Regions from separate parts of the Homo sapiens genome. Here regions 1, 2, 4, 5 and 6 are each linked to region 3. A link is a loop called in an ENCODE intact Hi-C map of the cell type or tissue named here. Cell type or tissue: endothelial cell of umbilical vein. All regions are shown on one strand. Region 1 overlaps CUBN (cubilin). Region 2 has its middle 20 kb from the start of VIM-AS1. Region 3 overlaps CUBN (cubilin). Region 4 overlaps VIM-AS1 (VIM antisense RNA 1). Region 5 has its middle 28 kb from the start of VIM-AS1. Region 6 overlaps CUBN (cubilin).

Evidence for each region. Hi-C counts contacts between places; a loop is a spot of excess contacts. Peaks named below come from ENCODE experiments on the same cell type or tissue, not always from the same donor. Only the 100,000 strongest peaks of a DNase experiment are listed, where the experiment ranks them.
Region 1: it touches region 3 in a loop (4-fold over the local background); 2 of 110 quality-filtered maps call a loop at or near these places.
Region 2: it touches region 3 in a loop (5-fold over the local background); 35 of 110 quality-filtered maps call a loop at or near these places.
Region 4: a loop joins it to region 3, with 6 times the contacts of the local background. A loop is called at or near these places in 7 of 110 quality-filtered maps.
Region 5: a loop joins it to region 3, with 9 times the contacts of the local background. A loop is called at or near these places in 29 of 110 quality-filtered maps.
Region 6: a loop joins it to region 3, with 4 times the contacts of the local background. A loop is called at or near these places in 8 of 110 quality-filtered maps.

What each region holds. Positions count from the first base shown.
Region 1 is chr10:16,825,377-16,830,376 of GRCh38, forward strand. It overlaps CUBN (cubilin), which reads right to left. Exons shown (of 67, transcript NM_001081.4): 66 at 3,429-3,664. Among named protein-coding and RNA genes, the nearest start is that of RSU1, 10 kb to the left of the region's middle. In endothelial cell of umbilical vein, a CTCF peak has its summit at 2,956 (motif pointing right); DNase peaks (open chromatin) are centred at 2,975 and 3,525; H3K27ac peaks cover 1,668 bases.
Region 2 is chr10:17,247,340-17,252,339 of GRCh38, forward strand. No RefSeq gene overlaps it. Among named protein-coding and RNA genes, the nearest start is that of VIM-AS1, 20 kb to the left of the region's middle. In endothelial cell of umbilical vein, a CTCF peak has its summit at 2,586; a DNase peak (open chromatin) is centred at 2,642.
Region 3 is chr10:16,888,675-16,893,674 of GRCh38, forward strand. CUBN (cubilin) reads right to left here. Exons shown (of 67, transcript NM_001081.4): 55 at 1,697-1,853. Among named protein-coding and RNA genes, the nearest start is that of RSU1, 74 kb to the left of the region's middle. RefSeq lists an enhancer at 2,597-3,796. In endothelial cell of umbilical vein, a CTCF peak has its summit at 2,799 (motif pointing right); a DNase peak (open chromatin) is centred at 2,827; H3K27ac peaks cover 446 bases.
Region 4 is chr10:17,213,610-17,218,609 of GRCh38, forward strand. It overlaps VIM-AS1 (VIM antisense RNA 1), which reads right to left. Exons shown (of 3, transcript NR_108061.1): 2 at 2,558-2,665; 3 at 630-1,755. Among named protein-coding and RNA genes, the nearest start is that of VIM, 12 kb to the right of the region's middle. In endothelial cell of umbilical vein, no CTCF peak of the experiment used is centred here; DNase peaks (open chromatin) are centred at 502, 1,682 and 2,842; H3K27ac peaks cover 3,764 bases.
Region 5 is chr10:17,255,339-17,260,338 of GRCh38, forward strand. No RefSeq gene overlaps it. Among named protein-coding and RNA genes, the nearest start is that of VIM-AS1, 28 kb to the left of the region's middle. In endothelial cell of umbilical vein, a CTCF peak has its summit at 2,566 (motif pointing left); a DNase peak (open chromatin) is centred at 2,523; H3K27ac peaks cover 388 bases.
Region 6 is chr10:16,993,996-16,998,995 of GRCh38, forward strand. All of the region lies in intron 28 of CUBN (cubilin), which reads right to left. Among named protein-coding and RNA genes, the nearest start is that of CUBN, 130 kb to the right of the region's middle. RefSeq lists an enhancer at 2,334-2,478 and a cis regulatory region at 2,397-2,414. In endothelial cell of umbilical vein, no CTCF peak of the experiment used is centred here; DNase peaks (open chromatin) are centred at 2,326 and 2,616; H3K27ac peaks cover 4,591 bases.

The DNA.
Region 1 (5,000 bases), 63 kb before region 3:
CTCTGTGAACCTACGAAAAACCACTGAATTGTATACTTTAAGGAGATGAATTGGATGGTATTGAAATTGTATCTCAATAAAACTGTTATCAAAAAACTTGAACTTCTTATTCAAGTTCTTACTGCAAATTTAATTTTTCTGAAACAAACATATATAATTAAAATGATCCTATTAAGTAAAATATAGTATTTTCATCCTCAGTGTTTATAGTTTTTCCTCTTGAGATTTATTTTCATATACTTCTGTGGAACAGTGTGTGTGTGTGTGTGTGTGTGTGTGTGTGTGTGTGTGTGTGTGTTGGGGGGATACATGGGTCCCCGTTGTCTCTCACTTTCTATTCATTCATTTGGCAAATATTGATCAAGGCACTGCCACGCTGCAGGTATTAAGACATTAAAAAATGAGCAAAACAGGCAAAAAGCCCTGCTCTCATGATGCTTACATGACTGGCTTCTCCTGCCTCAGCCCTACCCCAAGTCATCAAAACACAGGCTTATTTCCAAGATACTCACTTACTCAAGTGAGTGTAGATTTTTTTTTCTGTAAGAGATACATCAAGGAATATACAATATTTTTATTCCTATACACATCTACTTTTTACTCCCATTTTAATCTGCTTCCAAATTTCAATAACTTCTTTTATTTTGACAAACTAGTATGTCAACAGACGGTCAACAGAAGTTTTAGAATCTCCTTTGATTCTCCTTGTTTGTCCCGTTATTCTCTCATTTGCTAGATCTTCATTTTCTGCAGCTGCAAGGGATATAGGATTTCCCTGTGAACAATGGTATTTACCGTAATATAAAATATCTCCAAATCAGGGTTTGTGTTTATATTAGCAAAATAAGGAGCTACCTCTGTATGTACACTGTATGTATTTAAATACTGTATGTATATAAATATTACAAGTTTAACAAACATATTTACATACATAAAAAGTTGAATTGTATACTTAAGGAGTATACATACAAAAGTATACAACTTTCATATGTATGTAATTATGCATGTAAATATGTATGTATGTAACATGTGAAAGTATGTATGTAAATATTAGTAAAATATTACAACTTACAAAAAGTTGTATGTAAATATTAGCAAAACAAGAGCTACCTCTGTACTTCATGTTTTATACTTATGTTTTACATTTTTTCATTTATGTTTAACATTGATAAAGTGTTAAAGAAATCAGTGGTACCTTTAAGAAAAAAAACAATTACACATGAAATTATATCCACATTTATAAAAAAATGTAAAACTGGGAAAATACCGTAAACACCAACAGTTAAAAAAATTGATGTTATCTCGCTATATACTTCAACTTAACGTGGCATTGGATTAAATGGCCGTCACTTCTCTCAGTGACTCGGTTTATACTTGTTCAGTATAAACCTGAACTCGGTTTATACAAGTCCAGGATATACTTGTTCTTTCCACCTTATGGGAGTGTCACTGTGGGGATCAAATGGGGTTGTATGTTTGCAAGCCACTGAAAACCATGCCCACAAAAAAACCCCTACCAATATAAAGTCATGGTATTGTTAAAATTGCCTCTTTTCCTCCCTTTTGAAATGTTTGTAAATTTCAATTCAATGTCTAAGAGCTGATTAGCTTCTAAATCTGATGTGTGGCACATTTACTGGGGTCTCTCTCTCTGTGGGCCTTCTGTGCATCCCCGTGATACAGTGTCTGCTGGTCCTGTGATTACCATTTCTCACCAAGTAATGTAACTATATGTATAAAGATATCACTACCAAAAAGTTTATTAAGTGTTGTCTGTAGTTGCAAAAAGTTCAAGAGACCTAAATGTCCACTTAGAGGGGCTTCATTAAATAAATTAGGCCACACTCGTGCAACGGAATACTCTCCAAAACTTAAATATGATGCAACAGTGTTTTTATTGATATGTTACTAATGATATATTGGTAAGTAGAAAAAACACACCATCAAACAGTAAAAAATATGCATGTAAAATATATGCAAATATATTCAAAGAAAGGTGTTAAGAATATATGAGAATGCCCAGGGTTTTAGAAAAATTAGCCTATTTTCTGATACTTCTGAAAACAGCATTTATCAATTTTATAAATAGTAAGTTATATTTTAAAAACCATCTAGATTTCCAGCTGATACAGTTCTCTGTCTAGTTTGATTACAAAGTCTAAGTGATTAAAGGGCAGAAAAATCAGAAACAGATACCCGCTTGCCAACAGCCAATTTTCCCTTACTTACTCTCTTGTTATTTTGAGATGGAGTCTGGCTCTGTCGCCCAGGCTGGAGTGGAGTGGCGCCATCTCGGCTCACTGCAACCTCCGCCTCCCTGGCTCAAGCAATTATTTTCCCTCAGCCTCCGGAGTACTTGGGATTACAGGCGTGTGCCACTATACCAGCTAATTTTTGTATTTTTAGTAGAGACGGGGTTTCCCCATGTTGGCCAGTCTAGTCTCAAACTTCTGAGCTCAAGTGATCCACCTGCCTGGGCCTCCCAAAGTGTTGGGATTGCAGGTGTGAGCCCTTACTCTCTTTAAGTATCTACTTGCACATCAAATGAGAGGATCGTAAGCACAGATGCCTGCAATATTGAATCAACGTCAGATTCTGATTTTTTTAGGGAAGATATCAGAGCTTTACAAAAACAAACTATCGGTCACCATTTCTTCAAATAATTTCTGCAATTTTCAGCAAGAAGTAGATAAAATAGAGCCACGTGTCCAAATTTTCTACAGTTCTATTTATGCAGAAATAAACATGGGTATTCAACCCTAGGCAGTGCACTGACGTCACAGAGGGAGCTTTTTTTTAAAAAAACAGCGTGCTGTGACTCCTCCCTGGGAAATCCCGATTCAGTGGGTTTCGGTGGGAACTGGAAGTCTAATGTAAGTAACTCCACAGGTGATTCTGACGCAGGGCTGATTTTTGTAACTCTTAATAGTAATTTAATGCAATGCCCACCAGATGGCACTCATGCTCCCATAATAGAAAGGCAAGTTGGAAAACTGCTCAATTTGTTAAAGGCTGTGCTTCTTCCTCTGCAGTGTGTCTGCCTTTGAAAGTCTACACTAGGCCGGGCCCAGTGGCTCACGCGTGTAATCCCAACACTTTCGGAGGCCCAAGCGGGTGGATCACCTGAGGTCAGGAGTTCGAGACCAGCCTGGTCAACATGGCAAAACCCTGTTTCTACTAAAAGTACAAAAATTAGCTGAGTGTGGTGGCAGGCACCTGTAATCCCAGCTACTCAGGAGGCTGAGGCAGGAGAATTGCTTGAACCCAGGAGGCGGAGGTTGCAGTGAGTTGAGATTGCGCGCACCACTGCACTCCAGCCTGGGTGACAAGAGCGAGATTCCATCTTAAAAAAAAAAAAAGTCTACACTAAGTGACTCATTATTGTCTAAAAATAACAAATGGGAATATAAAATGTTTGTTTTACTCACGCCTCCGCAGTATGGTCCAGAGGATGGAGAGCTGGCGTTGGGCCCATCATAGAGTGTGAGATAGTTCTGGACACAGTCTCCTGGATCGTCAATGCTGATGAAGTAGAAGTTGATGGTGACAAGCCTTCCAGCAGGAGCAACAAGGACCCACTCGCAGTACGTGTTGTTTGGGTATGTGCCTGGATAGCCGGGGCTGGTGAATGAGCCTCTGTCTCCATAAAGAGTTCCACCACATCCTGCAAGGAAAACAGGACAGGAAGTTTGATTCAACAGCATATAAGCCGTCCAGTCTGGCTTGTTAGGCAATAAGACTTTATTTTCTTAAGGTGCTGAGACTCTGCAAGAATAATGGAGGCAGAAATCCCTTTTCCTTTTCCTCTTCTTTGGGCTACACCCTTTCTCCTCTCTTCCCCTCTCTTCCCACTGCCACCTCCACCTCTTCCATCCTCCACACACGTGCCTTTGCCTGCATATCACAACCCAGGGATAACTTCCTCCAGGACTGTACTTTGAAAATTGGGGGTTGAGAGCAGAATGGAAAAAAAAAAAAAAAACAAACTTGATAAAGTAACTGTGGGAGAAAATCAAGTTGTTGTCTGTGTGCTTTCGATGGTGTAGAGATCTTTGCATGCCCAGAGTTGACGCCAGTGATGTGAGTGAAGTAAAATTAGAAGTAAAATTCAGCACTAAACCAAGAGGGAGTGCGTTATTGTAGGTGACGGCAGGAATGACTTCATTATAAAAGTGACTTTACCAGGCTAATAACTGACATACTTAAGGTCAAATACTTCAAGTTTTGGTGTTAATTTGTTCAATTTGTTAATCTGTATATGAAGGCTGTCATGATTTAGACTATATATCTGTGGAGATCCAGGTCATCTCTGGGACAGGAAGAAGCTGGCTGGCATAGTTACAGAGCACGTGGCTGGGCCTCTGACCACTGAGGTCTAATCTCACCTTCACCTCAGTCTAGTGGAGCATTTTGGGCAACTCATTAATCTTGGTGGGTTTTTTTGTTTGGTTGGTTTTTTTTTTGAGATGGAGTCTTGCTCTGTCGCCCAGGCTGGAGTGCAGTGGCACGATCTTGGCTCACTGCAAGCTCCACCTCCCGGGTTCATGGTGGGTTTTTTTTGTTTTGTTTTTTTTTTTGAGACGGAGTCTTGCTCCGTCACCCAGGCTGGAGTGCAGTGGCGTGATCTCGGCTCACTACAGCCTCCATCTCCCAAGTTCAAGTGATTCTCCAGTCTCAGCCTCCCGAGTAGCTGGGATTACAGGCATGTGCCACTACACCCAGTTAATTTTTGTATTTTTAGTGGAGATGGGGTTTCACCCTGTGGGCCACACTGGTCTGGAACTCCTGACCTCAGGTGATCCACCCACCTTGGTCTCCCAGGGATTATAGGTGTGAGCCACAGCACCTAGCTTAATCTTGGTGTTTTATTTGCTCGTTGATAAAATTTGAGCATTGGAGGTCACCTTTAAGCTTCCTTTGGGTGCCAAGATTCCATTACCCACGATTATCTTTATAGAACGCTTTTCTTAAGATATTTAAAGTGAGTTCTGTTTATCTTT
Region 2 (5,000 bases), 360 kb after region 3:
AGGGTGGGTCCTCAGTTGAATTTTTTCAAACAAAAGAACAGCCTGAAAACTCAAGCTGCAGGCACAGATAAGGGAACTTGAACAAGGGGGTTGCTTGAGACATGCCTACAGCCACACAGATAAGAAACACTACACAGGTGACTTGTCCAGACATGCCTGCAATGGAAAATTCTGTCCCCTAACATGTGCACACCAAGGGGAACAAAACAATACGGAGTAACTCAACCTAATGGCCTGCATGTGCATTAGGAGGACAGGGTGGAGCTACCAGAAATCCACACCTTATGCAAATGAGATGTCTAGCCCTCATCGGTTTTTTATAAAAGCTTTTGCATTCAATTGTAAAAATGGCAACCCTTTTCCAGGCCCTTTCTCCACAGCAGAGCGCTTTCTTCTTTTGTTTATTAAACTTTTGCTCCAACCTCACCCTTTGTGTCCACACTCCTTAATTCTCTTGGTCATGAGACAAAGAACTCCAGGCGAAACCTCATAACGAGAGACTGCTACATTGTGGTGTATTGGCTAGGCTGTAACATGATCTGCCTAATCATGTTGAAACATCTAATCATTATGAAAACTTAAGAAAAAAATAGGAATATAAAGACTTTTCTTAACTTGGTAAAAGATCTATAAGAAACCAAACTTTGGGAGGCTGAGGTGGGGGTTCACTTGAAGCCAGGAGTTCAAGACCAGCATGGTCAACATGGTGAAACCTCATCTCTGCTAACAATACAAAAGAAATTTAGCTGGGCATGATTGTACATGCCTGTAATCTCAGCTACTCAGGAGGCTGAGGCTGGAGAAACACTTGAACCAAGGAGACAGAGGTTGCAGTGAGCAGAGATTGTGCCACTATACTCTAGCCTGGGTGAGGGAGTGATACCCTGTCTCAGAAAAAAAAAAAAAGAAAGAAACCAAGAGTAAATATAAAAAACAATACTGAAATAATATAACTAGTCCCTATAAGATCAAAAGAATACCCACTATCCATCCCCACTCCTATCCAATATTGTACCACAGGAAAAAAAAAAAAAAAGGTCAGGCACAGTGGCTCATCCCTGTAATCCCAGCACTTTGGGAAGCCAAAGTGGGAGGATTGCTTAAGCCCAGCAGTTTGAGGTTAACCTGGGCAACATAGTGAAACCTTATATCTACAAAAAATTAAAAATTTAACTAGACATGGTAGTCCATGCCTGTAGTCCCAGCTACTCAGTGCAGGTAGGGCTGAGGTGGGAGGATGGCTTGAGCCTGGGAAGTTGAGGCTGCAGTGCACTATGATCATATCACTGCATTTCTGGCTGGGTGAAAGAATGAGACCCTGTCTCAAAAAAATAAAGACTTAAAAGGCATAGTGGCCTGGCACAGTGGCTCACACCTGTAATCACAGCACTTTGGGAGGCTGAGGTGGGCGGATCACGAATCAGGAGATGGAGACCATCCTGGCTAACACGGTAAAACCCCATTTCTACTAAAAAATACAAAAAATTAGCTAGGCATGGTGGTGGGCGCCTGTAGTCACAGCTACTCAGGAGGCTGAGGCAGGAGAATGGCGTGAACTTGGGAGGCGGAGCTTGCAGTGAGCTGAGATTGTGCCCCTGCACTCTAGCCTGGGCAATAGAGCAATACTCCATCTCAAAAAAAAAAAAAAAAAAAAGGCATAGTAATAGAAGAGATTAAAATGTCATGAATTACAAATGATACTATTGCTTATTTGGAAAATCCAAAACTATTTACAGGTAAATTATGTATAAAGAAAAGCAAAAGGCCAAGAGGAGATAAGACACCCCAGACAAGATAAGATAAGATAAGACAAGATAAGATAAGATAAGGTAAGGTAAGATGAGATAAGGTGAGAATGGGATAAGATAAGGAGAATATCAAGATAGAAAAACACATCCTACTAGATACGGCTGTAGTAAAATGTAATAGTGTAGATTGGTACAGAAACAGGCACCAAGGAAACATAATAAAGCACTCAAGAATGAACCCATGTGTATGAAATTTTATTTTTGATAGAGCAAGCATTGCTGTAACATGCATTAATTAGAAAATTACCTCGAGGAGGACCCTTAAAAGGGAGATGCCAGCATTATATAACCAAAAGTTTTTCTGACAGTTTTCTGTAACATGTACCAACATTCTCTTTCTGTCCCCTGTCTTCTGACCTGAAGAAATGTGTTCCTTCTTTAAGGAAAAAGGATGATGAATGGATGGTTTTAATGTCCCTTTATGACTTTTCAAGGATTTCTTTGACAATACACAGATTTCATACCTAATTGTCCACCAACTACAAACAAAATTAATTTTAGATAAATTCATAGTCTGAAGTTAATTCTGGAAAGCCCATATTATGTTTGACAATCTTAAAAACGTTTCTCTTTCTATTTGTTGCCAATTTCACCCCACAAATCTTATCTTTGAATTCCAATTAAATATGGATAATATAAATTACCATTGTAGAATCCAGTGTATGTAGGGTTACGGGTGTAGTCAGATAACTGAATGTTCTCCTTACCACCTCCAGATAAATTCTCTTCCCCTCTGTGATTCACTGATCATAAATCGGTTTACTGTGAGGAAAAAAAGAAATGGATAGGTTGACGTTGTCCCCAGGTGGTAGGTAGGATGAACTGCCTATGAAACAATGCAATCCACTCCAGGCAGTACACATTTCAAAATGCTTCTCCCTATGGGGTTTGACAGGTACAGACAATTGTTGTTCCAAATGCCATGTGCTTTAGCAAATCATTCTGCCTATTGTGAGTAGTCACCTTTCAAGCCACGAGTTACCATTTGAGTTCTTTTGCCTCAAACTGATGGAGAAAATGAAAACAGAATGTCACCCATGCAGTTCCAGTCTGTTGTATTCAAGAATTTGATATATTCAGACCTATGCCTGGCTTTCAGTACCATGAGCTAATGACATTTCTTGGCTTGACTATAAAGTTCTCTTGACAATACTGTGTGGATGAGATTTTACCGTTTGTGCTAAAGTCAACAACAAAAGCAGGACCTGGTAATGCCAACAACTATCTAAAGAAGGTCGATCAGAAAAACGACAAGGTGGCCTATTCCAAAGCAACTCTGCATTCTTATAATTTTGTTAATGGACCTTCTTTTTAATAGGTTTCTGCAAATAAAGTTTGAGGTTATAAAATGTGAGCCTACTAGAATGACACAAAGTTGAATTTCAAATGTTGTTTTTTTGGATGTTCTAAAAATACATTGTAAATGGATTTCTGCTAAGGATGGACTACTGTCTTCAAAGCTAGAGAAGATAAATTGTGGAATCAAGCCAGCTGCTCAGAGAACATAGAGAGGTTTGGGGTCTCTGGTTATGCATACTAAGTGCAAAGCTATCACGTGGCCCAGAGGCGGGCAGGCCTGCTTGACTTTAATAATCAGTGCCTGCAGTAGGTAGCCTGTCCTTGGGAAATGGGTGTCTATAGCTTTGGGCCCATGTGTAGCCTCTGGTTGGCTACCATGCCCACTCCATTTTTATGCTCATTTTCCCAGTTCCAGAGAGATCAATGCTGAGGCTGGCTAATATTAATTGGCTGTGTCATTTTGTCCACTTGACTGTTCAGTGTGACTTCTGTGGTGGGATGCTCTCTGGTGGCCATTAACATGTGATACAAAAACTTTGTGTACAAAACTTTTTGGATCACATGTTAATGTTTTCATTGCTGTGCATCTCCATTTTGTCCATCCACCTGCCTCTACCCCAGCCCTCCTTGTGTCTAATGGTCTGGTCCTTTTCTTTACAGGCCTTTGACCCGCTAGCCATGCTGTTCGTCTCAGCCTAGGGATATCTATATAATCTTACCTTGGGTTCCTTCTCCTTCTATGCCAGAAACACCACTTGCATCCTGCTCATTAGGAAACTTTTTTTCCCCTCCCCATTATCTTTTTTTTCTTTTTGAGATGGAGTCTTGCTCTGTCGCCCAGGCTGGAGCGCAGTGGTGCAATCTTGGCTCACTGAAACCTCTGCCTCCTGGGTTCAAGCGATTCTCCTGTCTCAGCCTCCTGAGTAGCTGTGATTACAGGCACGTGCCACCGTGTCTGCTAATTTTTGTATTTTTAGTAGAGACAGCGTTTCACCATGTTGGCCAGGGTGGTCTCGAACTCCTGACCTCAGATGATTTGCCCACCTCGGCCTACCAAAGTGCTGGGATTACAGGCCTGAGCCACTGTAGCCAGCCCCCACTATCTTCTAAGGCCACCTCTGAATATGTCAGCAATGGAACCACCAGGTATTTTCATCATATACCCACAAACTGAGCCAACCCATATATAAACCAAACTCAAGTTGTTCCTCGTTCATCTGGTTGTGTGGCATCTCTCCCCATAGGGCCACGGGTGTGAGCTGGGGAAGGGGGATTAATGCAACCATGGATGGTGACTTGGGGACCTCTGGGCTGCCTGATCCTGCAGCTTACCTGTGCTCTCTGGCCCTGTTCAGGCTTAACTTGGGATGTATCATTTTCATCTTTAGTAAGATGCAGTAACGGTAACTATTCCTCAATGATGTGATTCTCTGCAGATGACATGGCCTTCCTTCAGAATCCAGGGGTCTGCATAGTATTTTTCCTGTTTGGACTTTCTATAAATGACACACTACATCTTTTCTCACCGAGGACCCCTCCGACATCAAAACGTCAGCTGGATGTTATGGCCAATGAATCAAGGCTGCTCATTCCATGGGCTGGACCTGCTGCAGAGTCCTTCCTTGGGTGTTATGGCCAATGAATCAAGGCTGCTCATTCCATGGGCTGGACCTGCGCAGAGTCCTTCCTTGGGTGTTATGGCCAATGAATCAAGGCTGCTCATTCCATGGGCTGGACCTGCTGCAGAGTCCTTCCTTGGATGTTATGGCCAATGAATCAAGGCTGCTCATTCCATGGGCTGGACCTGCTGCAGAGTCCTTCCTTGGATGTTATGGCCAATGAATCAAGGCTGCTCATTCCATGGGCTGGACCTGCTGCAGAGTCCTTCCTTGG
Region 3 (5,000 bases):
AGATATTCCAAATGGAAGAAGCAAGAATGAAGAGAATAAAGCTCTGATTTAAAAACATACATATGTGCTTAATAAGAATATTATACATTTTTAGAAAATGCTGCAGAGTTTTATGGACTGAGTCCTCGTAATATTACCACAAATCTACTGCAAATCCCTTAATATTAAGATATTAAGAAAGGATAAACGAGCAATGATAGAATATGGTTCATGCAGATAAAGAAATAAAACAGATAAAAAATGATTTGTATCTGATTAGTACTTTACACAATTAATGTTTTTAAAATGTCTTATTATTAGAAAACTGCTATTTTCATTACCATTGTAATCTAGCCACAACAATGGTTGCTTTTTAAAACTAGCTGGATTTATTAATCCCAACTCTTATCAAATTCTTACATGCATCCCTGGTTTTCGAAACAGAAAGAAATATCTTTTCACCACTAAAATGATTTGTTTTCATATAACCATTGACTAGTTAATCCACTTCACTCTCTGATCTATCAAGCACGAAAATATCTCTATCCTTTTAAATTGACATTAAAACACACACAAGTACACACGTGCACACTTACACAGTGAACCACCTGCAGACCTAAGATTTGGTCTAGGGTTGTCTTTCAGTACTTCCTTTCCAGCACTCTCTGATTCAGTCTGAAAAACCTGTCTACTGTATTACTTCCTCTAATTCCTTTCCTCAAACTTTTCCCTAAACAGTGGTTTGCCATGAGTGGCTACACTTGATTTAACTCAGCCAACAGGCACACACCATTGCTTCTCTGACTTGAAAAATGCTACATTTCCCACGAATCTAATAGTGTACAATAGCTAGAAAAGGAGATCCATCCTTCCTAATCAAAATTAGGAAAGAACATTCCCAAAGAAACTGGCTCCCAAAGTTGACTTAGCATGAGAACCCTCTGGATGACAGTTAAAACATGCAAGACCGGCCGGGCACGGTGGCTTATGCCAGCACTTTGGGAGGCCGAGGCGGGCGGTTCACGAGGTCAAGAGATCAAGATCATCCTGGCCAACATGGTGAAACCCCGTCTCTACTAAAAATACAAAAAAAAAAAAATTAGCTGGGCATGGTGGCACACACCTGTAGTCCCAGCTACTCGGCAGGCTAAGGCAGGAGAATAGCTTGAACCCAGGAGGTGGAGGTTGCAGGAGAATGGCGTGAACCCAGGACGTGGAGGGTGCAGTGAGCCGAGATTGCACCACTGCACTCCAGCCTGGCGACAGAGTGAGACGCCGTGTCAAAAAAAAAAAAAAAAAACAGGAAAGACTTCGTCATGGAAATTCTGAATTCAGTTGGGCCTGGAGTGAGGCTCAGGAATCTGCATGTGTTTCAAGCCCCCCACGGGATTTTGTGGTCAAGGTGCCACAGGCCAGCCACACTGGTTGTTGCTAACGAACTAGCCATCTGCGCTTCTGCCCAATATCAGCCCACTCTGGATGCCAGGCTTATTTCTAGACGTTGGTTAGTGCCCCTCATGGCTTTTATATCACTTCTCAATTCAGTTCTGTTCTCACTGCTATTTGGAAGAAAGGTGTCTTCTTGGGATTAGGTGACTCATCCTCCCCGTAGACCCCCATACTCCTCCCCTAGACCCCCAGGTTTAGCCAACCCTGCCTGCCTGTGACAACCACACTCCCGCAAAGACCTCTGGGTTTGGTTCTTAGGGCTACTTACGGCTAACAAAGGACGCGGAGAAGCCCTGAGCTGGTGCCTCCTGAGACTGGAAGACGGCAGTGAATGTGTTACTTGGTGTGATAACGGGACCCGGAGCCACGTTCCCACAGCCAGTGGCTAGCAGGGCTTTGTCCACCTCCTCAGTTCCTGCCCACACCTAGCACGGACATACACAGAACTTTAATGCTCAAGGGTTTCCCATCAATATTTTAATGCACTTAGGTTTCAAAATAATGGCACTCACACGTATACAGAACTAAGCATAAGAGTAAACAAAACATGGACAAATCTGTAGTATTTTCTTTTGAGAATAATTTTTTTAAAGCTGTTTTTAAAATAGCATGTCCCATTCTTGACTTCTCTAAGGAGATGGTGTTCCTTTTTGCATAGCTGGGTGGTGATTTTTTAAAAATCCACCTTCCTGGATCACTGTTCGGTTTCCTCATAACTTCTAGTTGCCCTGACCTAGCCGAGCTTCCCGGGTGCTGAGGGAGACGGAGCAGCCAGGTGGAACTCAGCCCTGCTCCTGGGAAGATAGCAGATTGTGGTCACAGCTGGACAACACCAGCAAGCAAGAGGCACATCGTGGTGCATGAAGAAAGTGGGCATGAATTCCAAGTATACGTATAATCAGCATGAAATGGAATAAATCAGAACACTTCTTGGCTGTGTGGAATTGTAGGGTCCATTTTGATGAAAAGCTGACATCCAGTCAGTGTGTGCTATTCACCAAAAATTTGGTTGGCAACTCCCAAGTAGACCTGGGCTGTCACTTAATTGGTCTGGCCACCTCGAATGACTGAATTTATATACTCATGCAAAAAACAGTTGCTAGGAAATAAACGGTGAGCACCAAAATTCCAAATCAAACCAATTCTTATCAGTCCAGGGAAAAACAGAGACATGAATCACAGAATCATAAATTTACATGCAAAATTCCAGCTATAAACAAGGCATTATGATGGGGCTGTTGAGAATATATAATTGGTGGCTTTACCTAACTGGGGGAAGTGAGCCTGCCCCGAGCGAACCCCGATGGCAGGAAAGGCCGTGGCTAGTTCAGAGAAGAGAGAGAAAACCAAGGAGGAAGGGGTGAGGAAGCCTGCAGAGGGGGCTGCAGGACACGTTAGAGACTCGGGCCACTGTCCTGAATACAGCAAGGAGCCACCAAGAAGATTGGTTTTTGGAAAACATTACAATTCGGAAAATAGGAGTCAGAAAGGATGCCGGAAAACAGTCAGGTAGGTTTTGCCCTAGTTCAGGTGAGAGATCATGGTTATCTACAATGCTGAGTCACTCAAGGAAAGTATGCATATTAGGTAATGAATATACAAAACTTGGGGGAAAAAAACCCCAAAAACATTAAACATATTAACCAGAGAAGCTCGTCCTAGTTCAGAGGTCTCAACTAGGAGCAATTTTGGGACCTCTGGCAAGGTTTGTAGTCATTTTTCTATTGTCACACTCGGTGTGATGGGTAGTATCTAGTGGGTAGGGGCCAGGACTATTGCTACACAATCTGCAATACCCAATATGCCCTTTCTATCAACAGACAACTATCTCAAACAAGGATGTAGTTGGATGTGTATTAATCTTACTTGACTATTCAACATTTTCTTCACATGGAATGATACCAAATTACTCATTCCAAACACATCTCTTCTCAAGGATATTCCTCACCCACAGCAATAAAACATCAAGTCATTAAAAACATTTCTATTGGGAAATCAGTCCATAGCAAGAGATGTGAAATAGCACTGATTCATAGCATTGGTTTAATAATTCTCAGCTCTTTAAAGCCGTATTGTTTCAATTGATTTTTAAGCACTGGGTATCCAGCTGTTAGTCATCCTACTGAAGACAAATTATATTAGCCATTTATTAGATAAGGGAGGTGCCTGGCGCTGGACCTACTGAGAACAAAAGTGCAGATATTCTGCCAAATGCCTAAGATCAATAAAAATGTCAGGAAAAAAAATGCACCTACTCAATTTTACTTAATGATCTCTAATTAGATTTCCCCCTAATAATATATCCAAGGAAACAGTATATGGCAGTTTTTTATCCACATTTCATAAAATTATAAACACAATTTATCAATAGATAATCTGTATATATATTTTATATATATATGTATTTTTTTGAGACAGTCTCACTCTCACTCAGGCTGGAGCGCAGTGGCACAATCACAGCTCACCGCAGCCTCGACCTTCTGGACTCAGGTGATCTTCCCACCTCAGCCTCCCAAGTAGCTGGGACTACAGGTGCGTGCAACCATGCCTGGCTAGTTTTTTGTATTTTTTTGCAGAGATGGGGTTTTCCCGTGTTGCCCAGCCTGGTCTCAAACTCCTGGACTCAACTGATCTGCCTGTCTTGGCCTCCAAAAGTGCTGGGATTACAGGCATAAGCCACCATGCCTGGGCCATATACTATATTTTTACAAACATTACTAAACAGGCAAAGTAAGAAGGGCTAAAACTTAATAAAGAGCCTCAAGTTCTTTAATGAAGGAATCCAAGAATGCTTAAGTGCTTATACTTTTCTGAAGTCATTAATTATAGATTCGACAACTCTACCTTTTGGCCTGGGAACATAAGTTTAATAATAATGATGATAATGGTGATGACAATGGTAAAGAGTTATTCAATATTCATTTCTGCCTTGCCTATCAAGAACTCATTTCATTGGCTATATGACAGAGGACTCATCAAAACTATATTGAACCTACAAAATGTTACTTAACTGTCATCAGGTCAAAAACTTTCTGATTTTTCTTAGTGTTCTATATAATTCAGTCAGGTTGTAGGTTATATTTTATCATTCAACTATTTTTTAAACAAATGTTTACAGACATAATTGCAGATTCACATACATTTGTAAGATATAATATGGAGAAATTCCTTGTACACATTTCTGAGTTCCTCCAATACTGACATCTTGCAAAACTGTAGTATACTATCACAACCAGGTTACTGGCATTGACATAACACCAATTTTACTCAGTTTCCTAGTTTTACTTGAACTCGTGTGTGTGTGTGTGTGTGTGTGTGTGTATTAAGTTATATACAAGTTGTACACAATTGCATTCAAGATACTGAAATTCCAATACCACAGGAATCCCTAAGTTGCTTTTGTTGTTTATAACCACACACAATTTACTCCTACATTGCCTTCTCTCTAACCTCTGGCTCTCTGCTTTCCATTTCTAAAACACTATCATTTCAAAATATTATATAAATGGAACAGCAGAGTATGTAATCTTTGGAGGCTGCCTTTTTTCACTTGGCATAATCCCTCAGTGATT
Region 4 (5,000 bases), 320 kb after region 3:
GGAGCTGAGAAATTTACCTTGGGGACTCTGACTCCAGAGTCCCACTTTTTTTCCCTGAAAGAATGAATGAAATGTATTTTCTCAGTTCAAAGGACACAAAGTATCAAATTTGCCTTTTTTTTTAAACAAACTCTGTCTTCCAGACCGGAGTGCAGTGGCATGATCATAGCTTACTGCTCACTGCAGCCTAGTCCTCCAGGGCTTAAGTGATCCTCCCACCTCAGCCTCCTGAGTGACTGGTACTACAGGCATGCAACACCATGCCCAGCTAATTTTTAAAAATTTTTCATAGAGATAGGTTTTTGCTATGTTGCCCAGGCTGGTCTTGAATTCCTGAGCTCAGGTGATCCTCCCACTTCAGCATCTTGAAGTGCTAAAATTATAGGCATGAGCCACCAGACTTGCTTTCTTTAATAAAACAGAGCTCTCAAAAAAATGGATCTCCCCCATCTCATGAGAAAATTGAAACATTCCACTGAAGGAGAATTAACAGAAAAGTAAACATAGCTACTTTTTGTAATCAGAAAACTTGCTGATGTATACTCTTATTCCAAACCCCTGGATGATGTCATTATGTCAACAGTCCTTTAGGATTCCTCAACCCAGACATAAAATAACAGTCAGAGCACTAGCATATCCAAAAATGGTATTGCTTTATTTTTTAAAAATATATTTCTTTTTTGAAATATCAATCGAATCAATTTTATTCTCACAACAATCCTGAGTAAATATTTTTAAAAAATATATTTTTTGAGGAAACAGATTAAAAGCTTTAAAAAATGTGATTCACTGAAAATCAAATAGTGAATACATGATAGAGTCAGCACTAAAAAGGCAGATATATCAAAGAGAGACTGAAATAAGCAACTCATTTTTTGCATCGACTTCGAAACACCTCTTTACCATCAGTGTTTGTAATAATCATTCTTGATCTTTATACTTCACATTTCTTGGTAATCCAAATGCTTCATAAATTCTCTTACACATCCTGAATCTCTTGCTTCATTCAGCGAGATAATTCCTGGTGAGCAGGAATGCATATGGTTTTCAGATGTAGAAACTGGGATCTCCAGAGACAAACAAGTTGGCCATGGCAATGGGATACAATAATCTTATAGGATTTTACAAACCTGATTTGAAGTTTTGTCCTAATATGGAAAGGTATGCCTTTTCTCACTAGAGAGATTATTCTAGAATTTTAGAGCCATACCAACATATTTCACGGTAACCTAGTGATCTGGATTGCCCCTCTCTGAGAAAGCAAAGATTCTGCAAGCAATTAGTCCTTCAAATCAAATTCCTGGCTTTTACAAACTGCTTCTCTTTTGAATTCCAAAAGTTAACTAATTCTTTTCTATCTATTCTTCATTTCCTCATAAGCGAACACTCACCAGTTTCCCCATTTTCCAACCCTATGGTTTTCTTATTCTACGTGGCCACAGACAGGAACAATTCACTAGCACAGTGGTTCTCAGAATCACCTGGTAAGTCTTGTAAAAACACAAATTGCTGGGCCCCACGTACTCCCAGAGTTTCACATTCAGTTGGTCTAAAGTGGGGCCTAACAGTTGGAATTTCTAACAAATTATCCGGTGATGCTGATGCTACAGGTCTGAGTAGCACATTTGGAAAATCACTTCACTAGTACACCCCCGACGTGTTGTCCTGATGGATCCTTCCAAAAAATTGTTCAGATGCCAAGGCTTGTGAATCGCACACATGGTACTCAATGCCTGGGCCTCACATCGAAGGCTTCTATATTGAGAAGAAAAGAAATATTTGTCATGACTCATTGCCTTTTTCAAGCTGTTCCAGCTACAAAATTAAAACCAGAAAAGGACTCAATTGAAAGCAAAATAAAAACAGCTCAAGTAACACTGTCCAAATTTTGAGACTTATGGCATGATTTCTGGAATTAGGACAAAAGGTATACTAGTGATTCAGGTAAATCCTTGGCTGACCACACTGGAAGCTGGCATCTCCAAGGCTCCCGACAAACCCTGGAACCCAAGCCAAGTTGCTCCTGCACTACCCCAGAAGCCAGCTCAGGTCCTTGGCTTGTGGCTTGCTTTTTCTGTCAACAGTAAGTTCTTCCATAAAGCTCTCCAAACACATTAGCAACCTATAACTCTTTTAATTAACTAATTTTTCTACAACTTCTCAGCTATTTTTAACACAGAAAAAAATGTCAATTGTCAAGAAATAAATGCTGTTGGGCCATCAAGCAGGTAGGCTGTAAATCTGAACCGAGAACCTAGCCAATGAATTTCCTTAGGATTTCTTCCTTTTGTAATAGCAACACTCAGTGGAGATTTTAATTCCATTTTTCATATATTTGGGGAAAAAATACGGCATTTTATGTCATAGCATAAAATTCTTCAGCATTCCATTTTAGTTATTAAATAATGACTAGTATTTGAAACAGCACTGTTACATTAAGTAAAAAAAAATTGGCAAGAAATGTCAACTTAGACATTTAATAAGATAATAGTTCTGCTTAGAAAATGAGGTGTTAGTTCTGCCTTTAACGTATCAACATATTGTAGGAAATACTGACCTTTTATTCTGATCACCACGAGTCCATTAAATTTCAAAATGTGGGACAGCCAATACATAATATACTACTAAGTAATAAATCTATGTCATCCAAAGGGAGCTTTGCTGTCTGAGTCCAAAAAAAAAGAAAACAGAAGCATAATGGTAAGGTTACTGAACACTCAGGTCTTGAAATAAGTCATTCTGTTATGAGCATGAGTCACCAAAACTACTTCCTTAGTGATAAAAGTTGCCTAAGTAACATCAATGCCTCCCTATGCTAAGAAGGATATGGGCAGTGTGTTGGGTTTCAGACCCACTAGTCATAGTCATTTCCTTTACTTAATTGCTAACTGCCCTTCCTGGCTGTAGTTTGGGGCCTGTGTTTTAGGTAGTAACCCAGCAACTAGTTATTATGCTATATTTTATCAAGGAGAACAAAACAGTAAATTTTGTATTTCCATGGATTTCAGAGTAAAAGTCAATGTTATTTCACCAAGGCCCTCTGACTTAAGGGAGTTATTGTGAAACTGTTCAACTAGGTCTCAATGTGGCCACATCATTATGCAAGACTCAAAGGCAAAATATTTAACAGAGAAAAGAGGAGCAGATTGGGAGCCCTCTGAGAGGAAGGGAGGGGTGGTATTCATTTCTGCGTCCTTAGCACCTAGCAGGGAGCCTGCTCACCTAAAGATTCAAAACGCAGGCCGCGCAGGCGCAGTGGCTGATGCCTGTAATCCCAGCACTTTGGGTAGGCCAAGGAGGGGTCACTTGAGCTCGGGAGCTTGCGACTAGCCTGACAACACGGCAAAACCCTGTCTCTACAAAATATATTTTAAGAAAATTATCTGGGCATGGTGGCATGTGCCTGTAGTCCCAGCTGCTCAAGAGGCTGAGGTAAGAGGATTGCCTGAGCCCAGGAGGTCGAGGCTACAGTGAGCTGTGATGGAGTCACTGTATTCTAGCCTGGGTGGTATTGCAAGCTCCTGTCTCAGAAAAAAAAAAAAGACTCAAAATACATCCACCAAATGGGGTTTGCTGCTTCTTTTCAAAATAATCCAATCTATGAAGTAATTGCGCCACTGCTGAGTTAGGATTTCATCAGGCTTTGCTGTTATTGATGTTGTTGTTGCTGTTGAGATGGAGTTTTGCTCTTGTTGCCCAGGCTGGAGTGCAGTGGTGTGACCTCAGCTCACTGCAACCTCCACCTTCTGGTTTCAAGTGACTCTCCTGCCTCAGCCTCCCGAGTAACTGGGATTACAGGTGCCTGCCACCACGCCCTGCTAATTTTTGTATTTTTAGTAGAGACGGGGTTTCACCATGTTGGCCAGGCTGGTCTCGAACACCTGACCTCATGATCCTCTCACCTCGGCCTCCCAAAGTGCTGCGATTACAGGCATGAGCCATTCATCAGACTTGTTAACACATATATGCCTTTGTTTTTCCCTTATATTTACCATGGGACTGTGGTATTTGCTGCTGTTCCCCTTGCAGACATCTGAAGTATATTAAGCATGCTCTATTTTAAAATCTGACATACAAAAGCAATGAGATTAGTATTGCATGAGAAAATTTAAAAACTGGATAGTAAGCACACATGTATTATCAGTATCGCTGTTGGGTTTGGCCTTGAGAATCTTGGTTGCCTATAATTCCCTGAGCCTCCTCTCATTTCCAAAAACTCCCCCATAATTCTTGGATTGCACAATAGTACTACCATGAAGGACTAAAATGTTAATAAATCTCCCTAAAAATCAAACTAATAGATGGTAAGTATAGGGAGAAGTTGTTTTTAACTGATATAAGTATTGCATTCCAAAAATGTGGTTTTATTTCTTTTCTACTAGCAAATGGGGCAAAGCATTTTTATTCACTTAATCATATGCAAGATTCAAATGCCATAATTATCCATTCATTCTGGTGGGTTGAGTCAGAATTAAGAAATGAGATCTCCACAGAAAACCCCTAAAACTGTCTATGGACTTCTTGATGATTCATTAAGGGCACCATATTCTCTGAATCAAAATGGGTCCTGTTGCTGCATCAGAATAGGAAAAAAGTAGACCAAAGAGACAAACATCATGATAACAATGCCAAAGAGATTTGGGGACATCTCCAATGGTAGCACAAAATTACTATGGCATATAAAGTACTACAGCACGGTGAGGTTTAGAGTTCGGGGACTGGAGCCAGAAGTCCTGTGTTCAGGTCTGCCACTTCTTGGCTAGATAAACTTGAGTAAGCTACTTACCTTCTCTGTGCCTCAGTTTCTTCATATGTCAAACCGGGCTGTCGTGAGGATTAAATAAGTTAACCCATGGGCAGTACATAATGATTGCTTTCATATGTCATAGGCACTCAATATATGAAAGCAATCATTACGGTTATCATTAGCCTTTCTATCCAGGTCAGACTCCAGTTTTAGCAATCATATCAAAGTGTGCCTGGTGATGATTGTTTGGGGT
Region 5 (5,000 bases), 370 kb after region 3:
CTGAGCCTCCAATGAGGAGAAAATATTACATTTTGAGACAGAACAGTGTATGTGTTCATTCTCATTTTTCAGACTGTGCCTTGGCTCTCTCTGCATTTGAGAAAAGAAACTGATTACATATCCAGCCATCCTTTGATGGCCTCATCAGCTACACGAAGGCCCAATTAAAGTTTTAAAATTATTGTTTTCCTTTAATGTTATTAATATGGTTTGGCTCCGTGTCCCCAGCTAAATCTCATGTCAAATTGCAATCCTCATGTGTTGGAGGAGGGGCATGGTAGGTGGCCATTGAATCATGGGGGCGGACTTCCCCCTTGCTGTTCTTGTGGTAACAATGAGTTCTCAGAAGATCTGCTTGTTTAAAAGTGTGTAGCATTTCCCTCTTCATGCTCTGTCTCTCCTGCTGCTGCGTGAAGAAATATTTGCTTCCCCTTCCCCTTTCCACTCTGATTGTAAGTTTCCTGAGGCCTCCCCAGGCACCTTCCTGTACTTCCTGCAGAACTGTTAGTCAATTAAACCTCTTTTCTTTATAAATTTATACTAGGTAATTTATGTAATTACCCAGTCTCAGGTAGTGCTTCATAGCAATGTGAGAAGGGACTAACACAGTCATTTACTCAAAGTAACTTTCCTTGATCTTCTTCTTTACTTTGTTTCCTTATCCTACCTTACTTTTCTTCTACACACTCATTACTATCTATGTTATTCCGTATTTATGTGTTTGTTTACTTTATAATTTTCTGTGTCCTCCATTAGAATGTAAGTTTCATGCCAGTAGAAGCCTCTTCTGTCTTGTTCACTGGAGTATCTTCGGTGTTCAGTTCATACTGCCTGGCACAGAGTATGTGCATAACTTGTGATTATTTTGAAAGAGTAGATAAAATCTGTGGTAGGCCAGCCTCCCCCATACATACCTAAAACCAGTCCTCAGAGTGGAGGATGGGGATAGAGAACTAATAACATTATAGACACTTCACAATCATCCTACAAATAAAGCATTATCACCCCCATTTTGCAGATAAGGAAACTGTGGTTTATAGAAGTTAAGTAATATTGACAAGGTCATTTGGCTAGTAAATTACAAAGCTGGGCTCTGAATGCAGTTACACACTATATGTCCTCAACCACTATAGAGTATTAATAGCAAAAAAAAAAAAAAACTCTCTAGCTTGTAAATAGATGAGGTTCTGGGAAACACTGGACTAGTTCAATTTCCAAACTTCTTGAAAGTAATGACTCTCACCATCAAGCTACATAATCGCTAAATTATAAAACCGGCAGTGTGAAAAATCCTAAAGCACTTCTGAATTGTCCACCTAACAACTGATTACATCCTCTTCTGCAAAGGGAAATAAAACTGTTTGCTAATCAGGCCTCAGAAAGGCTTAAGTGTTCCACACCGAATATCAGAAATCGGGAAAATCATTAAGTCATTACCTCGTGCCAAATTGAATGCTACAGTGTACTTTTCTGGTATTTTAACCTGTCTAGCATCTAATGACTCAGAAAGCATTTCTCTTATTTAATCCCTCTCAGCGTTTTTTTTTTCCTTACTGAGAAGCTACTATTAACCTCTCTTGTAAAGAAAGTGAGTCTCTTCAGATATCTGTCAAATAATTTTATGTGGTTAACCTAAAGCACAGCTTTTTCTAAAAAAAAAATAGAAGGATCGTTCTGGAAAGGAGACAAGAAAAAGCAGTCCAGTGGGAAGAACATAATTGTCTTAGCATACCCGTTGCTGGCAGATGCATGAAAAAGCCACACAAATGAGACACCAGCATCTAAAATCAAATGCCTGTCAGCTTAAATTGTAGTCTTTGGTAAACCTGATCAATTATTCAGCCTTCTTACACATTTAATAAAGCTCCAGAACAGAGCCCAGAAAATAGTTGCATATAAAATATTCTTTGAGAAATAAATTACGCTTTAGTAGAAAGCTACAGTCTTTACCTAAGCTAACTCGGATGATACTCCAAGTGAGCTATCCTTCCTGCTTACTTCTGCCTTTTTTTCTTCAAAGGGCAATCCTTTTTGAATTGGCATTTAGCATGGTAGTATTAGGTTGGGGGAAAAAATCGTGTTTTTTTGCCATTAAAAGTAATAGCAATAACTTTCGCCCCAACGTAATAGTTGCTTCATTCCTGGAGAGTGGGATCTGCTTGGTTTACCAGCCAGAGGGCTTGACAAAATCTGACTTTAGTGTCTTCGAATGTCCTTTTCTAACATCTGCACAGAAATATCTTCATGGGAGAAAATCATCTTTTTCATTAAAAAATGTCAGTGTGGGAGTATGGGGAGAGGAAATAGGGAGAGAAAGAGAAGGAAAGAGGCGCACACATACAGAGACAGAGAGAGACAGGGAGAGAGAGAGGGCAAGAGAGTACTGCCTTGGGGTCACTAACACCCTTGAAGATATCTCAGAAGATTGTTCCAACCAAGTAAAAATGTAGACAAAAAGTCGCCGCTCCTTCTTCAGACACAACGGATCTTGTGAAGAGCCTGGTAGGGCAAAAACTTGAGAGGCCATTGTGGTGTCCAAAGAAATACTGACATCTACTGGTGGGTTCGGAAGTCACAGGACTTTTCCAAGGGCCACATTTAGTTGCACGGAATTGAAAGTATTAAAATCCAGTGGATACAATTAGGCATTCCTGAGGATCCCTTCTAAATAAATTTTTAAAATTAACTTATGACCATCAAGAGCATTTCTGAATTGTCTGTTCTTTAATCCACCAGATAGATAATCATTGACTTAGTCTCTGTACCTGAAATATTTCACACAGTCCAGGGAAGAGTAAAATGAACAAAATTCCTTTCTCTTTATGACCCCAGGACCTACCTCATCAAAAACGGTGCTTTGAAAAACAGCAAGAAGAATGGGAAGCAATATTGCTCAGTCAGAAGATAAACCTGTGTTCACATCCAGGAACTTTCATTTATTGGCTGTGTAATTTCTACCAAGTTACTTTGTCTCCCAAATCTCATTCTTTCTCAGCTGGAAATGAGAATTGAGGATACCTGCCCTGAATGACTCTGTCAGTAATTAGAGACCACGAACTCAAAGTGCCTGTGGTTCACATTACACACTGAGTAATTGCCGGGCGCGGTGGCTCACACCTGTAATCCTAGCACTTTGGGAGGCCGAGGCGGGTGGATCACCTGAGGTCAGGTAGTCGAGACAAGCCTGACCAACATGGTGAAACCCCATCTCTACTAAAAATACAAAAATTAGCTGGGTGTGGTGGCATGCACCTGTAGCCCCAGCTACTCAGGAGGCTGGGGCAGGAGAATTGCTTGAACCTGGGAAGTGGAGGTTGCAGTGAGCTGAGATGGCACTACTGCACTCCAGTCTGGGCGACAAAGCAACGCTCCATCTCAAAAAAAAAACAAAAACAAACAAATAAAAGAAACAAAAAAACTCAGTAATGGGATTGTTGTTACATTTAAAGGATAGAAACATCCTGGGACCACTTGCTTCTTGATTGACCAAGCTGTGATTTAGGAGAGTACTTCTCAAACTTTAATTTGCACTCGACTCACTAGGGAATCTTGTTAAAATGAAGGTTCTGTTTCAGCTGCCAAGGGCGGGGCCTGAGATACTGCATCTCCAGCAAGCTCCCAAGAGATATTGATATGCTGGCCTGGGACAGCACTGAGTAGCAAGAATCTGTGGGGTCCAATCCCCACTAGAGGTCAAGAGCATTGAGGTGGCCCCTGTCAATTGGCTTCCTATGTGAGGGGAAATAGCTCTCAAAATTTCAGTTGTTTCAAAGTATAAACAAAGTGTACATAAGAAAATTGCCAGGAAAGATGGGTTTGCCTAATGTAGAAACACTAAAAATTGGCCGGGTACAGTGGCTCACACCTGTAATCCCAGCACTTTGGGAAGCCAAGGTGGGTGGATCACCTGAGGTCAGGAGTTCAAGACCATCCTGGCCAACATGGCGAAACCCCATCTCTATTAAAAATACAAAAAAACATTAGCTAGGCATGGTGGCACGTGCCTGTAGTCCCAGCTACTCGGGAAGCTGAGGCAGGAGAATCGCTTCAACCCGGGAGGTGGAAGTTGCACTTAGCCGAGATTGCACCACGGCACTCCAGCCTGGGCAACAGAGCAAGAGACTCTCTCTCCAAATAAATAAATAAATAAATACTAAAAATTTACTTCACACCCATTCCCAATATACAGATTCTACTTATCATGATAGAGAAGAGGTGTTTGGGTTCTGAATCAGAAATGCCCCCATAGGTTAGACATGGTAGGTCACACCTGCAATCCTAGCACTTTGGGGGGCTGAAGTGGGAAGATTACTCGAGCCCTGGAGTTTGAGACCAGGCTAGTCAATGTAGCGAGATCCTATCTCTACAAAAATTTTAAAATTAGCCAGGTGTGGTGGTGCATGCCTGTAGTCCCAGCTACTCAGGAGGCTGAGGTGGGAGGATCGCCTGAGCCCAGAAGTTCATGGTTGCTCCAGCTAGGGTGACAGAATGAAATCCCAGTAGTTAATTTATTCTGTTTCAGCTTTAGGCTTTCTGTAGAATCTGGCAATGGCAAGCAATTAAGCTAAGGGGATCTGGAGTCACAGGTGAATTTGCATCCTGACTCGGTAACTTGCCATCTGCCAGGTCATAGACAACTTCCTTAACTTTTCTAGGCCTCAGATTTCTCAGAGTATATTGTGAATATTGTGAACAATTCAATGAGATAATACAGATAACACATTAGCACATATACTGCTCAATAAATGATTGTATTATAATTATTTTTAGACAAAATAATGCAGCTGTTATTTCTCCCCAGCACACTTTTTTTTGAGAATAGAGTCTCTCTGTGTTCCCAAGACTGATCTTGAACTCCTGGGCTCAAGCGATCAGTCTCCAAATTAGCTGGTACTACAGGCAAGAGTCATCCCTTAATTTTTAAGTATAGCACTATGGCTTTGGGGAAGAGTGTGGTAGAGAAAGCAGTGGAACAGCACAGAATGCTGTTTTGCAGGAAG
Region 6 (5,000 bases), 110 kb after region 3:
GGATAGATTAATTTAGTGGTACTTTCTGGTCAAAATTATACAGTACTAGGAGGGTGCAGCACACCAACATGGCATATGCATACATATGTAACAAACCTGCACGTTGTAATTCTGGTAATTACGGTAGAAACTTAACTGTCTTCGTATTTCTAAAATTTGAAAGAGGTAAAATAGCTTCCCAATTCCATTTATTTATTCCTTCATTCACTCATAAGTGTTTATTGAGCATCTGCCCATAATACAAGCAGTGCTATAGAAGCCAAGCATATTTAATATCTCTTGAAAAAAAGAAAGACATTTATAGACATAAAAAGTGTTATTGCCCACATGTCTTCTTGCAAGTTATTAAACCCTTTTTGCTTCTCCTTCAGTTTACTAAGAGTAATTTCAATAAGTTTTTATTTGAAGAAAACAACCTGAATACTATTCTATCCTTTACATGTTAATCACTGGTAAGTTACAAATAAGAATAAATAACTCATCCTGCCATTACCAGTCATATTTGCGACTCTGGATGCATGACAAAGGGATAACAAACAGGGAAGGGAAAAAGAGATGGAGAATACACAAGTCTGGAGAGGAAAGAAGTTATATAAACCAATACCCATCAGGAAATAACACAGGCAGGGATGTTTAGACCACCAACATCCTTGTCGTCATCCGGTTACCTGTCTGGTTGAATGAACAATAAAATGTAAAAGAAATACAGAAGTTTTTAACACCGGTCATTCATAATCTAAAATAGATGACAATGATTTAGAAAAGCCTTTCAAAAGAAGATAAAAGAAGATAATTTAAAAGATGAAAATACCAGCCAGGCGTGGTAGTTCACACCTGTAATCCCAACACTTTAGGAGACCAAGGTGGGCAGATCACCTGAGGTCATGAGTTCGAGACCAGCCTGTCCCAACATGGTGAAACCCTGTCTCTACTAAAAATGCAAAAATTAGCTGGGCGTGGTGGTATGCGCCTGTAATCTCAACTATTCAGGAGACTGAGGCAGGAGAATTGCTTGAACCCAGGAGGTGGAAGTCGCATTGAGCCGAGATCACAGCACTGCTCTCCAGCCTGGGCGACAGAGCAAGACCCCGTCTCAAAAATGAAAAAGATGAAAATACCAACCAAGAAAGGAACAGTGACATGAGGAATAAAGAGTTTTGAGAGAAATAGACACAGTGGCTCTTTGTCACTTTGGTAAGAGAAAGTTTTCATGGAGTAGACACGATTTTAGAACTGCTTAATTGGCATGTTAGATTGCAAAACTTTTGGAAACATTATAGTGTAACAGAGGAAGCATGGGCTGTAGTTCAGACAAATGGGTTCCTAAACTGGCTGTGATAGTTCCTAGGTAAGTAATCTAACCTTTCTTTCATCTATAGCTGTATGAATACTTACTTCATAGGGTTGTTACATAGAATGAATGAAACAATCCAAAGTTTTTAGCTAAATGTTGTGCATATCATAATCCTTTCACACATGCTGTGTATTCTATCTTTACATTTTTTTTTTACTCTTTTCTTTTGAAACAGGATCTTGCTATATTGCCCAGGCTGGTCTTGAACTCCTAGGCTCAAGTGATCCACCTTTCCCTCCCAAAGTGCTGGGATTACAGGTATGAGCCACCACACCTGGCCGTGTTTTGTATCCTCACAAGACTTTATCCCCAGATTTGAGACAAAGACTTGGAGCTAGAAGAGGAATTACTGGTTAAAAAGCTATCATGAATAGCTAGAGAAGAGGTAAGAAATTGGTTTTTCATTAAGGTGCACAAAAATTTTTTAAAAGACAATCCATATTTTTATGGTAGTTCAGTTCTCAAGTGCTTTTATTTTATTTGAATTATTTTTATTTGAAATGCATTATTTTATTTGAAATTAATCATGACAACGGGAGGCAGGTAACAATGATGTCAGGCCCATTGTAGAGGTGAGCAAAGTGAGGTTCAAGAAAGCTGTGGAACATGCTCATATCACTTAGTGAATGGCAGATGTGGGTACAAAACCCTATTGTGACACCCACCCTCCCCGATCCTGACCTCCACTTCTGTGTTCTCTCTCCCCCATGCCTTGCCGAGAACTTCAGCTCAAAGGCACGGAACTAACAATGTTGAATGCTGCCCTCATTACTGTCCTGTCCCTCCACTGAAGACAATCACCATAGCAACCTGGAAAACGTAAACAAAGCAAAAATCTTTTAATTGACTTTGAGGCAAAATCTAACAGAATACATCATTAGACATCAGCTGAACTGGAATAAAATAATGCCCTGAAGAGAAGCCTATGTTTTTCAGTTTTAAAGAGTTAATCTTTATAAAAGTTTTAGAGCTGGTGACTGATCATCTGTTTGCCTTGATTTTCCTCCAAACTCTCACTCATCTGCCGAAAGGAAGTGCTTGCTTTATCTGCAGGAAGCACATTGATCTGCTGAACTCATAACAACCAAGAGTTACAAGCTGTTGCTAAACCTGCTTACTTGTGTAGATAACTTAAAATACCTTCATAAAAGAACTTCACTAATATTGTTTTGGTTTTTGTCCAAAACAAGCCATGAGTTATAAAATTCCAGTACTGAAACATTTAATAATAATCTCCTATGTAGGTACTATCTTTAAGTTCGTATCTGTGTGTTTTTAATAAGAGCTTTAATAAAAGCAAACCAGTAATGAAACAGCTAAATGGAATCCAAGGCACAAAATTTAAAAAGTAACTGCTGTATTGCCCGGCGACTGCTCAAATGCAGTCAGCGCTTTGCTGGCTGGCATTTTCCTGAAACTATATGCCATAAACTGATGGCATCAGGAGGAATAACATCTTGAAATACACATGGCTAAAGCCCAAAGAGGATGGCAGAAAAGGAAGAGAGAAGTGATTCATCACCGACACCCTCCCACCCTTATCCCTTCATTCCTAAAGGAAATGCCTGGGAAATCAACAGTTGCTGTTAAAACGAAGCCAAAAGCCAAGGCACAGTGAAAGAGAATTAAATTTTAAAAGTAATTAGTGAGGATGTTCACGTGCTTCATTAAAATGCTCAATTTATATTTTAATAGCTTTTTTTCTATAACTTAACAATAAAAACTCTTTCTGCTCTATAAGACCTTGAGATGTGCTTCATTGGCAAGGCCAGTTTGCCTTCATTGTGTAAAAAGGCGGCTTGTGGGCTGGGCGCAGTGGCTCATGCCTGTAATCCCAGCACTTAGGGAGGCAAAGGCAGGCCGATCACAAGGTCTGGAGATCGAGACCATCCTGGCAAACATGGTGAAACCCTGTCTCTATTAAAAATATAAAAAATTAGCTGGGCGTGGTGGCAGGCACCTGTAGTCCCAGCTACTCAGGAGGCTGAGGCAGGAGAATCACTTGAACCCAAGAAGTGGAGGTTGCAGTGAGCTGAGATCACACCACTGCACTCCAGCCTGGCAACAGAGTGAGACTCCATCTAAAAAAAAAAAAAAAAAGGCAGCTTGTGGAGGAAGGGAGGACACAGAAGAGAAACTGCCAGCAAGGACCCTTTTGGTAAGGCAGGTGTGATGTGAATTGGTAACTAAGAGCTCAGAATCTGGGGAAGGCCCAACCCAAGGCAAAGTGAACTATTTCCTGGAGTGAGTATACAGGCCTCACTTCCGATACATCTATGAAACATAAAAAAACGTAATTACAAGGATTTTGAACAGAAACTTTCAGGTCAGGGAGGGTGGGGAAGTGGACAGGAATATGTGCTCCTTAAAATGGCCAAAGTTGTCCAAAGGTGACTGGCATGTAATGAGAACCACAAAAAGTCAGTAATTCCTGGTTTGATGTTACCAGTTAATTCCCCAACATTTCACAGGTATGTGGCCAAGTGATAGGCATCTGTCCTACTAGGGTCACTAGTCCTCTCTGAACACAAGGCCAAGGGTGGAGCTCCTCAAATTCATAAGGACATGAAGCATGTGCAGATGGATTTTTCTGAGGGATTTAGTCAGATAGCATGTATTCTGTGAGGAAGGGGACACAAACTGGAGTGATCACGAGATGAAATCAAAGAAGAAAATCAAGTAATATAAAGGCCAAGGAACATAAAATTTCCTTGAGAAAAAAGAAGGAAGAAAGAAGAGAGTGAAAAGGAAGAAGAGGACAAAACATCGTGACTCCAGGAGAGGAGAGAGTTGTCCCTGTATTGGGTTGAACACTGTCCCCCGAGACTTATGCCTACCAGGAACCTGTGACTGTGACCTTTTTGGAGGAAAGGGCCTTGGCAGATGCAGTCAAGTTAAAATGAGATCATACTGGATTGGGGTGGAACTGAAATCCAATATTCTTGGTATCCTTATACGAAGAGGGAAATTTGGTCCCAGACACCAAGAAGGAAGAAGGTCATGTGTGGATAGAGGCAGAAATTGGAGTTATGCATCTACAAGGCTTAGAAAGCCAAAGACAGCCATCAATCAACAGAAGCTAGAAGCAGCAAGGAAGGGTCTTCCCTAGAGCCGTCAGAGGGATGACCCTGCCAACACCTTGACTTTGGAATTCCAGCCTCCAGAATAAAGAGAACAAATTTCTGTTGTCCCATGCCACCCAGTTTGTGGTACTTAGTTACAGTAGCCCTAAGAAGCTAATGTATCCTCATTCTTTCCCTGATAATTGAGGTGGCCAAACTCCCAGGTAGGTACAAAATGGTAACAACTATTTGTGTGGTATTCAAGGAGTGCACATTTGTAAACTTTCTGTATTCCATCTTGTAATTATTACTTCCTATTTGTCATCTTGAGGTTTAGAGGATGGTTGGTCAAGGGTAAGATTTTCATGAAAACAGAAAAGGTCTATTGTTGAGAAAACTAGCAGCAAATACAGGGCCAGGTATCACATCAGGAAGAAACAGGTAAACCCAAGAACCAGGGAGTTAAGTCATAACGATTTTTAGTGTTGGAGAGTCAATGAACGTTTAGAAAGTTTCATGTTCCATGGAGACTTCATCCTTGCCCCATATTTTGTGATAATCCATTTTATTCGACTAATTTCTAT